2 separate regions of the Mus musculus genome follow, and region 1 is linked to region 2. Evidence: chromatin loops called from intact Hi-C (ENCODE). Cell type or tissue: gastrocnemius. All regions are shown on one strand.

Region 1 (8,000 bases), 130 kb after region 2:
AATGGTTTATTAATGTCTAATTGACAGACTGATTTTTCCAAGAGCAAACCGTGTGGAAAGTTGACCTGTGAAACTGCGCTCATGACCCAAAATGGCCGTCTCTTTCCTATGCTACAAGGACTGTGATATAAGTAATACATAGAAAATGTACTTGAGTCTACTGGCATAAAAGTTATTGAACAATAAATAGCTGTGGAAATCATATATTTTGTTTTAATATAAAGCACACGATACAGCTTTAGATGAGAAATGCATATCAGAATTAGAAAAATTATGTTCAGTCATCTGTGAGAGAACCGACAAGAGACGGTGTAAGGAACACATGGCCCCAGAAGGCACTTTCCTGGCGCTGCAAAGCTACCTGCTGCTGCGGACCCGGACCGTGCCCACGGCCCTGGATAACTATGAACACCAAACCATAGAAAGCATGTTGCGTGTGTGTGTGTGTGTGTGTGTGTGTGTGTACACGAGTGAGGTCCCATTTCGCCATTTACTTGGTTATTGCTGTTATGAATAAATAAGCTGTTAGAACCTTTCCTCCAAGTTCGAGGATTTACTTTCCGCCTCTGTTATTAACCCCGATTCAATTTGCAAGGGACAGTTAATTAAAATATGTCAAAATCTCAAGGTATTCCTGGGAGACAATGTTTAAGAGACAATGTTTCCATTGATTAAAAACTCAAAGTCAGCGCCAACATGGGACAAAGTGGCATTAGGAAGTGTATGGCACGGTGTGGATGAAAAGTCCCTACAGTCCTTACATAGTTTACTTCCAAAATGTTTCACCTGAGTTTAAAATCATGAGGAAGAACTGGACCAATCTAGACAGTGGGATTATCTACAAGACAACCAGTCTGGACTTGTAAAACTGGCAGTGATACACTGACTTCACGTGATGAGACCTTTCACAGCCCAGTGGGACCAAGGACCCAGGGGTTCAGACACTGTGGTCACCAAAGACTGCTCCTTGCCTTATTCTGATGTAGACTGAAGATATACACTCCTGGGAGTATGCGAAATGGAAACTCACTTTATTAAAGAGAAAACAGACAAGTAAGAAATTAAGGAGAAAGCAAGAGAGGCTTCGGAGAGAGGAGGAGGCCTTTGAGCCTCCTTTTCTAGAGTTTTTACGTGGCTATGGCAGAGTGCACAAAGGCTGGGGTACCCGTTGAGACTGGTGACTTCTCGAGGCTATCAATAGCAATTGAGAGCCAGAACACACTATGCGTATCCCCTGGCCCAACCAGATTGATGACCATGCCCTGTCCATTGGCTACCCACCTGGTTAGGAGATACTGAAGTCCCCTCTGACCATCTCTCATTTATGCTTTGCTAAGCTACTGGCCTTGTCTGGCTGTGTGCTGTCACTTTGGAGACTTGGATTTCTAATTCCATACTTAGAAACAGAGTTAAATGACCAGTTTACCCACTAGACACTACAAGCAGAAAGTAAGCCCTTCACAGCCAAGGACCAGAACTATTCTGTATCCATTGTTGTGCACACAAGATTTACCATACTGTTATTGCTGACATTCAGTAGATCTCTCTATAGCACAACAACTTTTTTTAAAGCCCTAGAGAGATAAAACATTTATATAATAAATTGCATGCATTTATAAAACATAAGGCCAAAGCAGAAGGTGAGTTTAAAGTAGCTAAGTGCTCAATTGTAATTAATTCACCCATTCAGTAATTACTGGCCATCTACTGAGGGCCAGACACAGTAGGAGGTTTTGGACATGAATATCATTTCTGCAATGTTCTTTTACTCGAGTAGGTGTGTACTTGAAGATCAAATAAATCACTGAGTATTGGATAAAGGGCTAGGGATACATAAATCTGAAATTACCAAGTCCATTTCTATCTATCTATCTATCTATCTATCTATCCATCTATCTATCTATCTATCCATCCATCCATCCACCTCCCCATCCATCTATCGAAATTGAGTCAACCCCATTTTACAAAGATGTTGACAGCCACAGGGAGTAACTGAAGTCTAAGAAACTCTATTTAATAAAGGTGCTAGGACTAAAAGAGTGATTTCCTGGCTTTCAAAACAGTTATTCTTTCAGTGTGGTAGCACACTGAAAAAGGTGATTTCATGTTTTGAGTGTGTGACCAACAGGGACAAAAGTCAAGAAGCTATGGAAAGAGGCTAGGTGGAGGCCGTGTGCACCCAGCACTCTGAGTACGGGGTGCTGAAGCCCGCTCCATGCAGGTGAAACTGGCCTGCTATTGTTCCCTAAGGTGCTGTGAACCTAACAAACTTCTAGAGACATGACTTTACGTATCACCATCACTACCACCCTGTACCAAGGCCATCCATGGCCTGATGAGGCCAGGATCTGGAGCTGTACCATTACGGGTATTAAATACAGATTAAACACAAACCACAAGGTGAGGGGTTTACAGGAACTCCTGCATTGCCTCCAAAGTATTTGCTATTTGAGGCTTTAATGAAAAAGCTGACTTATCCCTGCTGTGAATTATTAAATATTACTAAACTCTGAATTCGAAAGCCCACTCAGCCCTGAGGTGCTAAGAACTCCTAGGTAACTATGTCTGCTTGGAATAAATACTCAACAGTGCTGCTGCCTTTCCACAGATGCTGCCTGAGCGCCAAGCTGGGTTCCTGTAGTTTCAGAAGGTGTGTGTTACCAGGGCTTGAGAAGTCAGGCTTGAGCAGGTTATTCTAAGTCCTTACTGTAAGCTAGGAGCTGGATTACAGTCACTCTTTGATAATCTGCCCCATCCCTGCTGGGCTCCATTTCAGTTTATAGTCTGGAAGGTGTTCTGAGCTCACAGGACAGTCATATTCTATTTCAACTGGAAGAACTTCAACTAAAGAAAAACATGATGCATAAATATTAACTAATACTTTTCAACTTTCAAAAGGAATTCTAGAAATTTCTAATTTACTACACAGAGGAAAGCGTAAGTCAAGACTTCTATGAGAATGAAATACATAAGCTGCTTTCGCTATCATTGGCCAACTTTTACTGTTGCATCATTAACTTCAGGGATGGGGATTTATGAAATATAATTTTTAACAAAAATATGACAGTATTTTCAACACATCCACCCCAAAGGGCTTTCTCTTCCATCAAAAAGTTAGTTTTTGCAGTCTTTTCCTGCTAAGTAAGTGTGTGTATGCTGCCCTCTAGTGGACTGGGGCATGAATAGTGTATGTACTTTTTAGTCATAGGATTGCAGGTACACTGGATGGGGCCTATATAGAGTTGCAGCTCAGGGACTGTGGAATTCTTGCAAATGTTTGACAAGTGAGTGCATCAGGCCGTTGGGGAGCACAGAACCGGCCCTAGCCCACATAAAGCACCTTCAATTAACTTCCCAAACAGCCAAAGGAAGAATTCGCTACCATCTTTTAGCAGAAAAATTTTCTGTCACTGAATCTGCAATAACAGAGTGGCAGTGTGTCAGAGATAAAACGACTGGTGAGACCCTGGTGCGATGCTAGTGCTCCGACTCAGGCTTCACTCCCAGAGGACAAGCAAGTCAGTGCCTACCAGGAAAGGACGCCAGCAAGGGCACTGAGTCAGCCAGGCTTGGAAACTCGATTCCACTTCCTGCTGCTTACTCTGCATTTACAGCACTGCTCCAGCCACAGCTGCCTGACAGTCTCTCACACAGAAACCACCTAATTCCCAGTTGTCATTAACTTAGCGGGAAGTGGCTTGAACTGGGGACAGTGTAAGCCATCAAATGGGCAAACAGAAGCAAGCAGTTTGTTTTTTTCTCTTACGAGTAAACAGTAAGAATATCCTTATAAACTGTTGTGACTCATGTTTAAGAAGAATTCAGTAGTAGCAATGTCCTCGCTAGTTTCATATCAATTTGACACAACCTAGAAGGACTTGGGAAGAGGGACTCTCGATTGAGAAAATGCCTTCATAAGTTCAGGCTGTATGCAAGCACATGGTGCAACAGTATTTAATGTGCTAGTTGGTCCTGTGCTCCATATGAAAGCAGGCTGAGCAAGTCATGAGGAGAAAGCCAGTAAACAGCGCTCCTCCACGGCCTCTCCATCAGCTCCAGCCTGCGGGTTCCCGCCTGGTTTGAGTTTCTACCTTGGCTTTCCAAAATGGACGGTGACCCAGGACATGTAAATCAATACAGCCTTTCTTCTCCGAGCTGCCTTTGGTCATGGTGTTTTGTCACAGCAATGCTTACCTTAACTAAGACAACAGTCTACAATGTACTGCCTGAGTCGGCAGTAATGATAACGATAGCACGAGAGTTACATCTTAATTAGAAGAGCCAAGACTCGGCTAGTGCCTACCAGTGGCATGGACATTGCAGCTGCATACTAGAGACAAGATTGAAACAGGAGGAGACAAAGGTTGAATGTTTAAAGACTTGAATCTTCCCTCACCTATCAGTTCCTTCCTGAGTTACAGAGTAGTTTAGAATATTTGAAAGAAAGGACTCTGGAAGTGGCCTGGGTCCTCTAGAATGATGCATAACAAGTACTAGTAAGTTTGGGAGCCGAAAGCAGACTCAGTGTGGAGCATGAGGTGCAGAGAACAGGGAATGCTCACTTAAAGTCCTGTTAGCCTTAAGGGAAAAAGTCAAGTGAACTTGGCCTATTTAATATCAATAAAACTGTACTCTGGCTTCAAATAGAAAAGTCTTCTGGAGACCACAAAACCAGCTGCTGAAAACAGTGGCCTCTTTTTGAAGTGTTTTATCTCTTGTCCTGTCTTGTGACTTCAGCAGAAAAGAGTTTATCTTCTGGGACAATTCAAGCCCTGAGTACACTATAGAGACCATTTTCTGGGGGAGTGGAGAGAGATGGCCCAGTCCCTAGCTGCCAGCACTCTGCTGCCCAGACAGATCACCCTTTGTCTGTAAAGCAATTGGGTCTAGAACATGTCTAGGTTTCTCATCAGCATTAAGTCACCAAAGTAGCAGCTTACTGCTACACTAGAATAATAGAGGGTAGTTCTGTTCTTAACCATAACGCACAGAAAAGTGCCCTCTTCGACTGGATTTCCAGGTGAGCGGAACAAGACAGGCAGTGCCTCTTATTAGGGATGCTCTGTGTACCGGCTAGTTTGTGTCAACTTGACACAGCTGGAGTTATCACAGAGAAAGGAGCTTCAGTTGAGGAAATGCCTCCATGAGATCCAACTGTAAGGCATTTTCTCAATTAGTGATCAAGGGGGAAAGGCCCCTTGTGGGTGGGACCATCTCGGGGCTGGTAGTTTTGGGTTCTATAAGACAGCAGGCTAAGCAAGCCAGGGGAAGCAAGCCAGTAAAGAACATCCCTCCATGGCCTCTGCATCAGCTCCTGCTTCCTGCCCTGCTTGAGTTCCAGTCCTGACTTCCTTGGTGATGAACAGCAGTATGGAAGTGTAAGCTGAATAAACCCTTTCCTCCCCAACTTGCTTTTTGGTCATGATGTTTGTGCAGGAATAGAAACCCTGACTAAGACAAATTGGTACCAGCATAGTGGGGTATTCCTGTGACAACCTGACCATGTTTTGGGGAGGACTGTGGAAGGACTTTGGAACTTTGGGCTTGAAGATCCATTAATTGTTAAGAGCTCTGTCAGATGTTGTGTAGGAGCTTGGAAGATAATGTTGAGAACAGTGCAGAAGATGGAGGTCTGGCTTGTAAATTTCAGAGGGAAAATTAAAGACTCTTTTCAGGGCCATTGCTATTCTGATTGGGAAGATTCTGTGGTTTTGGTTAGCTGGGGTGAGGAATCTGCTGTGATTAACAAGATACCAGAACTACTAAAGTGAAACTTTTGCATTACTGGGACTATTGATGCTGGTTAGCTGGAGCTAAGAAATTAGCGGTGATTAAGAAGAGACAAGCATCGTTGAGGTGACATCTTCTGGGAAGTGTTTTCTGAAAGCACAAAGAGGCTGTGTTCCAGAGATAGCCAAGGTTGTACTCCTGCTGCAGCGGGACTTGGTAATGTGTAAGAGTCACCCAGGTGGTACTGGTTTTGAAGGCATGAAGGGGTCATGCAGAGCAGCTGAGGCTCGGCACTGTGAGAGACTATGGAAGGCCATTCACGCAGAGCAGCTGAGGCTCGGCACTGTGAGAGACTATGGAAGGCCATTGGTGAAGGTGCAGCCTCAGTTGCAATTGATGGCCTAGGACTGAAGGGGTCATGCAGTGTTTTGGAGATGCCAATACCATAAGATGACCACCAAGAGTAGCAGCAGTGGAGTACAGGCATCTGGAGCCTAGAAGACGACGTATGTGCTACAAAGGGCATGGCTAGAGAAGTGACCCAAGCCCTTGGAGGAGCCCAGAAGATTGTGAGTTGTGTCCCAGACATTGGATGGTTAGAGATTGATTTTTGCTTTTAATTGTGACTGTGCCCTGATATTTTCCCTCTTGAAGGAAGAAACTATTTTAGTGGAGCCCACAGTTAAGAGACTTTTAATTGTAAAAAGACTTTGGATTTTAAAAGATATTGGACATTTTAAAGGGATTGACTTTTAATATGTAAAGACTGTGGGACTTTTAAAGTTATTTAGATCTTGGGGATGAATAAGAAATTAAGGGTTGAAGCTTACCAGTGATGTGATTGTGAGTCAAGTTGACAAGGGGTCAATTGTACTGGCTAGTTTTGTGTCAACTTGACACAGCTGGAGTTATCACAGAGAAAGGAGCTTCAGTTGAGGAAATGCCTCCATGAGATACAACTGTAAGGCATTTTCTCAATTAGTGATCAAGGGGGAAAGGCCCCTTGTGGATGGGACCATCTCGGGGCTGGTAGTTTTGGGTTCTATAAGAGAGCAGGCTAAGCAAGCCAGGGGAAGCAAGCCAGTAAAGAACATCCCTCCATGGATCTGCATCAGCTCCTGCTTCCTGATCTGCTTGAGTTCCAGTCCTGACTTCCTTGGTGATGAACAGCAGTATGGAAGTGTAAGCTGAATAAACCCTTTCCTCCCCAACTTGCTTTTTGGTCATGATGTTTGTACAGGAATAGAAACCCTGACTAAGACACTCTGTGTCCCCACTTTAATACATGCACTGCCGGGCTGCTCTGTTCTCGGGTGGACTGCTGAGTTGTTCTGTGAGGTCCTGGTCTCTGCAGAGTGGAACTTCAAATCAACAGAGTTGGACTGGGCTGGAGTGGGGCGGGGCTGTCCTACACCTTGAAGTAGCCCAGAGCTCCTGATATCTGATTGCTCATGATATCATATCTCCAGCTTCTCTCTCCTCTTTACCTCCCCCTGCCACAACACACACACACACACATACAAACACACACACACACATACATACATACACACACACACACACACACACACCAGTCATTCTGCTTGAAGGTAGCAGGGGACAAGCCATATGAACTCAAGTATTTATGGCAATGGTTTCCAAACACTCCTTTACCTCTGTTCCAACTTCTGATCTGTGCTCACTGCCAAAACACCACTCATGAGAGTCACTAACGATAGACGTGTGGTTTCTTTAAGCAGGCAGCAGAAGCTTGACTTGGAGTCCTTTCCTCCCTCCCCTCCACATGTGTGATGCACAGAACCGGGGCATGGGGCCGAGACTTGGAGATTTTGTATAGATTATATTTTCAGAGCTATTAAAAATCCTGTAAGATTGGGTAGCCGTGAATGAAAGAAACAGGAATAAGCCAGGTGGGCAACCACAGAGAATGCCCAGTCAGGTAAGGGAAGCAGAGCTGTGAATGTCACTCACAGAACTTTGCTATGAATGGAGCACTCGTAATCCATAATCCAAAACAAAACAAAAAATGTTCCAAATTGAAAACTTTTGAGCATCTACATAGTGACACGGCAGAAAGCTGCATGCTATGAATTTTTCCTGTACAAAGTCACTCTGGAACCATTGTATACACTGTCTTTAGCCCACAGGTTCAAGGTAGACATGCAACACAATTAAGTTTCAACCTGAAAGAGGAAGAGGAAGAAAGAGGGAGATCCAGACTTGCTGGATCTTGCTGGGCAGTTAAAGTCCTGGGCAAGTGGCCAAGGCAG
Region 2 (8,000 bases):
GCAGAATATTTATTTAAATGACAATATAGATGATATTTGTAAGACAGAAAGGGCTTAAAGTGGAAAAATACAGTTTCTCGGCTGATTTTATTGACATCAGTACACAACAACTTGATTCTCTCATGAATCACATAAGACACCATATAAAACCTTTATTCCTTTAAGCTTGTGAATTTGATCCAGACATTCAGCTTAATGGATGAAGATAGGACATAAAACAAGATTTAGGCAGATAATACAAAGAGAACCAAAAGAATAAGACCTTCAGTTGGTGGCAGTTTTGTATTGGAAGTCAGTTTATTAACTAATATAAAAATGAATCTGTTATAGGACATGGGACTCAGATCGACCCAGAGGGTAGCACTGAGTGGTGAGGAACCTTACAGACCCTGTGGCCCTGCCTCCTGTCTTGGGGATCTCACCCCATCTAGAACCCTTCACTGCTCTCCATTTTCTTCCCCAGTTAACAATCAGCCCCCATCATCCCCACACTTACTCACATCTCTCTTCTTTAAGAGAGTTGTAGAGTAAGAAACACATTCGGCTGGACAGTGCTAGAAAGACTGGGAAATACTTTGATGTGGGCTTGGGTATCAACAGACTTGGTGGATGGAGGAAGCCAAAGATGCAGAGATAAACACTGAGGTCAGAGGACCATGAGTAAAATCAGAGAAACCACAGGGACTGGGACCTGTCGAAGAGAGGGCTATGCTCACCCTGGCGAGTTACACCCAGAAAGGATGAAGAGCAAATGGGATCGGAGAGTAAGTCCACTAGTGTTATTAAGGTCAGCATGTTTGTGAGAAGGATGTTGAGTGTCATGTTGAAATCACATGGAATTCTGAAAAATTAAAGACTCTTTGCTTTCCACTTGATGTGCTGGCTTGCTAAGTGGATAAACCAGGTCCATTTTTATTCTACTAATCATATACACGGAACATCAACTTTGGTCGAGAAACCCAGAGAACCACAGTGACATGGCTTAGGTAGCCTGGGAAGGAAAACAGAAAGAACTTGTGTGTGCAGAAATTTAAGTGTCCAGGCTCTTCGTACCCACCCATCTCTCCAGGCCTCACATAAACATGGTCTTTAACCTGACTTTAAGGGACAGTCACATATTCCAGACTCGAGTATGACAGAAGTCACAAGCCCTGGCTGCTCAGCATACTTCCAAGAAGCAGAGCGCACGTGAGCAAGCGGAGGGAGAAAATGCCGTGTAGAGGTGGGGAAGCTGCTTTCTCGCACACCAGAGGTTCTGCTTCATAAGGCCTTTTGATATCAGGAGGTATTGCTGTCATGCCTTGAATCTGAAAAAGAAAAAAGGCCATTCTTGTGAGCAGCCATATAAGAGCAGGGCTGTGGCCTAGCTTCCTTCATCAGTCTGAATCAGAAGGGACTCCAACACTCATATATTTGAATACTTCATCCTTGGTTGGTGAAACTGTTTGAAAAGGATCAAAAGGTGTGGCTTATTTTTCTTTGTTGGAGTACATGTGTCACTGCGAGTGGGCTTTGAGGTTTCGGTCAGTTCTCTCTCTCTCTCTCTTTCTCTCTCTCTCTCTCTCCCCTCCCTCCATCTCTCTCCCCCCCTCCATCTCTCTCTCCCCCTCCCTCCATCTCTCTCTCTCCCTCCCTCCCTCTCTCCTTCCCACTTCTACTTAGATAAGAATGTAATCTCTCATCTGCCGCTCCAGCACCATACCTGCCAGGTTCCTCGTTATAATAGTCAGGGTTTAACCCTCTGAAACTGTAAGCCTCCGAAAAAACTCTTCTGTATCAGTGATTATCAACCTTCTGAGATCCTTTAATATGATTCCTCATGTTGTGGTGACCCCCAACCATAAAATTATTTCATTGATACATCATACCTCTAATGTTACTACTGTTATGAATCATAATATAAATACATGCAGAATATCCAAAGGGATTGTGACCCACAGGCTGAGAACTGTTGTTCTGTATGTTGTCATAGTCACATCATCTTATCATAGCAAGATCCTGCCTGGTCACCTCCACTTCTGCTGGAGATTAGGGGATAGGCTGTGTTTGCTGAAGAAGCCAAGCATCAAAGGATGCAGAAACTCTAGGCCTGGCAGGGAGGGGGTGGAGTAAAAGGAGCCAAGAGTCCTTGGAAAGAGCTACAGGCAGGTCCTCATGGAGTCTAAAGCTGTCCCAGGCAGGCTGGTCCCCATGGTATCTAAAGCTGCCCCATGCATGACCATTTCACAACTAAAGTTTCAGAATAAACATCTCTCTTCAAAGGGAGCTCTCGGGAATCAGAGGTTGTCTGTCACCTCAAATGATCGCTGAACAAATTACATAATCAAACATCAAAGGACACCCCGACCACTAGTTTATAGATAAATGTCTGAAGCTTAAATTTTCATTTTTGGGAATCAGGTAAACTGTGACAACCAGGTTCCCAGAGGATGAAAAGCTGGGCTTACCGACCACTCTGCGTTGTCTGTCTTAGAACATCTCACATTCACAGGCAGGCTAAGAACGAGCTTGTTGAAGGACAGCCCTTCCTTTTTTGTCCATTTGAACTTGTTCATTGCATCCATGAAAGAAAGGTTTCTGTACTGCTTAGGGCTTTTGATAATGAAAGGCCATGTCCTGAAATTAAATGATCACAATTGCATTACATTATATTTCCTGAAGTGTTTTATCATTTTAACATAGACTTTATGCATGTTCACTTTTCACATATAAAAATAACCCCATATAAACACTTAGGGAATCACTAGTTGTTAGGAGAAATCCAGTCCAAATAAAGTTGGAATTTTTTTCCCTTTTACACTTATTTATTTTAAGTGTATGAGTGCTTTGTCTGCATGTATGGATGTGAACCAAGTGGTGATGAGCCGACATTTGGATGCTGAGAAATGAACATGGTTCCCTCTTAACTGTTGAACGATCTCTCTAGTGAACAAATACGGAGGCTTCTAAAAGAATGATTTTTCCTTAGACACAAGTTTCTATTTCTTGTTTTTACTATTTTAGGTGAAATCATATGTAATTTTTATTTGTAATTTTCAGTTACACACGTTGATTAAATTTTGTTGCTCGATCAAATTTTGTTGCTCGGTGTTTTGTTTTTGCATCCTTTTGTTTTTAGAGAAATTCTTTTTGTTCAAATTTTCTTTACTCTTGAAAATTTCATACATATATACAACAAAACAACATATAACTATCTATACCTTTATATCCATTTCACCTCTCCACCCTCATCCCCAGCACACCCCTCCCAACTTCATGCCTTTTTCTTTCCCTTGTTTATAATCCACTAAATCTAGTTAGTGCTCTGCCTATGTAGGTGGATATAGTGCCCTCCATCAGAGCATGGGAATTTTAACTTTTAGGCAGATTAATTTTCTTCAGAAAGCTTTCCCAGGGTTTGAGAATTCCACTGAACACCCTAACATAAGAGGTAATGTCTAAACAGGATGTTGTTCTAATGATATAATTAAGAACAGTCTACGTTCTTGAACGTTACTGTACCGGGTACAAAGTGTAGAATACCCAGTGGGGATGGGTGCCTCAGCAGCAGATCTCCTGCTTTGGCTGCTTGAGAAAACCAGTACAAAAGAGTTAGTTCTGAATCAGCATTAAAAGCATGGAAGCTATCTGTGGTGGCCTCTGCCTGTAACCCCAGCATCCAGACAGAAGGTGGATAAATAGTTCAAGTCTAACCTTCACTACACAGAGAGTTCAAGACCAGCCTTGGGCCACATGTGACCCTGTGTCAAAAATATATACATATACTGAGAAAATTATACTTCACACACAATATACTCTGCTTCCACAGACACCCTAAAAACAGGCACATTGGTTTTAAATGGCAAAGAATGAAAAGGTAACACAAGAGGGTTTTAGCCTCCTTGAAAGGCTATTCAGGAGACTGCTTCCTGTCAATATTGTATACTATTGGCTTCTGGATAAAGAAAAGCATAAGTTATGCAGCCAAAACTTTCCCTTAACTAACCTACAGCTGTTACATGAGCTTGCCATGAGTGACCACTAGGTGTCAGACTTGTGATAGCCCGCAGGGTGATTTGGTGATTGTTGGTAATCACAGATTCCTGCCTGCTGAGGAGGAATCCAGTCTAAACACATGGCCAAGACACTCTGACCATTTGTTGTCTAACCTGAGGCACAGTGGGTGTCACCATTTTAAATAAGCTAGGCCAGTGCAATGGATCTGAGGGGAGGGATTATAAAAGTAATATTTTCAGGTCAAATTTGAACATTCTTTTTCTCTAGTCTAAGAAGCGAGACCATGAGAAGAGTGGGTAGGATTTGAGCAGGGTTATATCCTTCAGCCCTCACCTCCCCCACCCCCAACTAAAGTAAAAATTTCTTTGTAGAGTCTTAAATGCATTACTTCACACTGTCTTTAAAATTGAGTCCAGTAACTTAGGAATAATCTGCATCTCTCTACATTAAATATATCACACAGTTTTCTCAGACCTATAGCATTTTCTCAGCAAATTCTGGTGACATATAACCAAGAATTGCGGTAGAGCAGACCTTGATTGGAAAGAAGCCTGTTAAATTTGCATATTCTGCATTTAAAATTTGCTCCTAGTTTTATTTAATGATATTTATTATTTATTTTACTTATTATAAGTTAATTTGATATTAAATATTATAATAACATTTACCTTTGAAGGGAGAAGATGTATATGTTGCAAAAAAATTTTAAACTATGTATGTAAATGGAATACAGGAATTGCAGGATGGGCACTGGAAGTATCTGCCTGCAATCCCAGGAAAGACCACAAGGGGACGCCTGAACTTTTACTAAGGCATTTGATGTGATTAAAGTTCTAAAATTGACTTTTGTGCAGCTTTGCTGGCCAAAGTGAACACTGTAAGCATTCTGCAGAGATGACTTTAAAATCTTTGATTCTATAAAAAAAAAAAAACATTAAGTTAATGTTTATGGAGAGTTCACAGAAAGAAAAGAGTGGAAGTTACATGAGCTGGTAGGACAACCAGAGGACGGGAGCAAACCCAATGGTTCATGCCTTGGAGATGAGGCTTGAAGACTGGGAATCTGAAAACGCAGTACCAGTCTCCCTGAGCCTCTTTGCCACATACTTTGTCTCTCTCCACCCCTGGTAATAAATGTCCTTTTTGTCACCTCTAACCTTTCCAGCTTCTCTAAGAGTGCAATTCAAATCCCTACAGAACCATGAGAGAAGGAGAGAAGCCTTAACAAAAGCAAATATGCTAATTATTTGCTTGGGAAAAAAAAAGTCTATGCCTTCTAGCAGAAACATTCACCCTGAAAGTAACAAGTACCGACGGGGTTTGGTGGATCTTGCCTGTTTTTCCGGCACTTTGGAGTTGAGTTCGAGGCCAACCTGGTCTACAGAGCAAACCAGGGCTACACAGGGCTACTCTATCTTGGAAACAAAAAACAAATAAACAAATGAAGAATAATGTATGAGCCTGCTATCACTGGGGTAGGGTCAAGTTAGAAGAAGGGAGAATCTTACAGAAACTAAAACACCCGAGTAAGTACAGGGTGTGTCTACCTAGACACACTTATAAGTAAGTAAACAATACCAATAATCACTGTAGTTGATTTGAAAAAATTGTGTTAATACTATACTTTAGTACTGATGGATCATTTTCCTTTGTAACTTGAGTTTAAACTCTGAGGTATGCTTGTCTTATAACACAGCAAAATTTACAGCAACACACAATATTTTAATTTTGTATTTTAATTTTTTTCTGCATAACATTAACAATTTTATTTGTAAATTCAGTTGACTCAGGGAAGCATTTAAAATTTAATGACTTTAGACATGGCTTTCCTGCTCCATGTAATATAAAACCAGATGGAAGAAAATATCCTGTATGTGTAAGTTGTTAGACTTCTTATCTGCCTGGAACCACACTGTTCTTTTAAAGGTCTTCCCGCTGGAGTCGTTCTTAGGAGCAGGAAGAGGTGTGGGGAGAAGGAAGGGAAGTGGGTTAACCCAGCCAAGAAGCAGCCCCGGGTCCATACAGCCGAATGAATAGCACTACAGACTGCCTTCTATAGCACAAATAAACATATGGTCAAAAATTAGTAAAACAAACAGAATGTTCATTAATAGACTTTCACTCCTGGCCACATGGAGCAACTAACACCAGCTTACTGTGCAGGGGGGAAAAAGCCAACACACATGAACAGAGCGGTACAGAGTGCCTGCTTAGGAGACTGGAAAACAGGCATGAGAAAACTCTGACCCAGAGGAAATGAAGACATGTCACGTCTGAACGCTGTGTTCATTCCAGAGCTCTGCCTGTGAGCACTCCTTGGATCACAATACAGAAAGGAGAATTTCCAACAATAAAATGACCATCGCAAGGAATTCAAGAGACAAAAATCAGAGTTAAGGGAGTCAGAGGTGACGAGTTTCCATGTAGAGAACAGGGGGCCTGGCATACAGATTGCTCTTTAAGTCCATATTAGGGACAACTAAGTGCGGGATGAAATCGCACAAGATAGACAAAGAGGAACTAGGGAAATATTTTTAAAAAAATTGGAGAGCTCCCAGAGCTGGTAGATTTTTTAAGTTCCAACTAGTAAGAGTGGAGGTATTTGCTGATGACACAGGTCAGGTATTCAGGGATCCAACTCAGACACCTGCGACCGGGTCAGGCCTCAGTAGTCAAGCTGCATGCATGGTCCTAAACATCCTGACCAGTCACACTGACAAGGATATTAAAGAGTTAGAGACAGTCTGAAATTATTAAGCATGTGAACAACTACATAAAGATAAGCTTAATCTATAGACAATTTAGAGAAATACCAAGCTTTGAAAATTGCAGTCAGCTTAATGATTAGCACAGGAAGGTATTAAAATATTATTTACAAAACAGGTGAAGGACATTTACACTAGAAACTATAAAACAGAACTGAGGAAAGCGAGAAAGTGCTTGAATGAGTGCAGCACTTCATGTTCGCAGAGGGCTCCATACACCGCATGGATCCCCACTGGTCTCTAATGCTTGCTTGCTTCTTTGTTTCTTAAACTTCTTGTCCAGGGTTGGAAACAGGGGATGTTAGATTGCTAATTGGGGATGTCTAGTCTTTATTTGGTGGCTAGTCATTTCCTTCTGCATGTCCTGAGATTTCTATAGCACATCCAAGTAGGGTTTGTAGGTTTTTGTTTGGTTATTTGTTTTAAGAAACTAACAGATTGTCTTAATCATCTCTATAAAAATATAATGAACCTAGAGTATCAAATTAATTTGGGAAAGGGTAACAACAAATAGGAGTTTACAGACTTTATTTTCCTACTTAAATCTATAATAGTCAAGTGTGGTACTGAAGTATCATACATACACAGCCATGAAATAGAGTCCCTTCCAGAGTCAACGTATCATCAAATAACTAAAATTCCAAATTTCATGGTAAAAAGGTGGGTTTCAGGACTCCAAGATGGTTCAGGGCACACATGCCTGTCACCAAGCCTTACAGTGTAAATTCTATACCTGGGGCTCACAAGGTGGAAGGAAATAACTAACCCCTGCACATTGTCCTACACACACACACACACATACACACACACACACACACACACACACACACACACACTGAAAAATACCTTAAAGGCAGTTTTCTTTCACTAAATAGTAAAACAGAAACTTAAGGGTTCTTTGGAAAGTCAGTTGGATGGTGTTTTGCTGGGCGAACACATGAAGGAATATTTTGTTAAAGTGGACACAGGTGTGAAAGGCTAAGGCAAATTCATAAGGATCATTTCGCTGAAGCAGACACAGGAGAGAGGATGTTCTGCTAAAGCGAGCGCGTGAAAGGACACCTGATGAAGGATTCTTTGCTAACCACACGAGTATGCTCTGCCTTACATTGTGTAGTTGAGCTACATTTGTCGGGAGGCCTAGAGAGAAACGCACCAAAAAACTTCTGGTGGTGTGCTGCAGTTTGTTGCTGTTTCCAAGGACTTGGGCTGATTGGATGCACTTGCTGGGGCAAGACC

The links. Peaks named below come from ENCODE experiments on the same cell type or tissue, not always from the same donor. Only the 100,000 strongest peaks of a DNase experiment are listed, where the experiment ranks them.
Region 1: it touches region 2 in a loop (9-fold over the local background); 27 of 42 quality-filtered maps call a loop at or near these places.

The regions. Positions count from the first base shown.
Region 1 is chr10:24,169,012-24,177,011 of GRCm38, reverse strand. The region is part of intron 2 of Stx7 (syntaxin 7); the gene reads right to left. Among named protein-coding and RNA genes, the nearest start is that of Stx7, 24 kb to the right of the region's middle. In gastrocnemius, a CTCF peak has its summit at 3,164 (motif pointing left); a DNase peak (open chromatin) is centred at 3,173; H3K4me3 peaks cover 383 bases; H3K27ac peaks cover 1,560 bases.
Region 2 is chr10:24,294,772-24,302,771 of GRCm38, reverse strand. It overlaps Moxd1 (monooxygenase, DBH-like 1), which reads right to left. Exons shown (of 12, transcript NM_021509.5): 11 at 2,448-2,616; 12 at 1-1,307. The coding sequence ends at 1,143. Among named protein-coding and RNA genes, the nearest start is that of Moxd1, 75 kb to the right of the region's middle. In gastrocnemius, CTCF peaks have their summits at 4,030 (motif pointing right) and 4,777 (motif pointing right); DNase peaks (open chromatin) are centred at 4,049 and 4,780.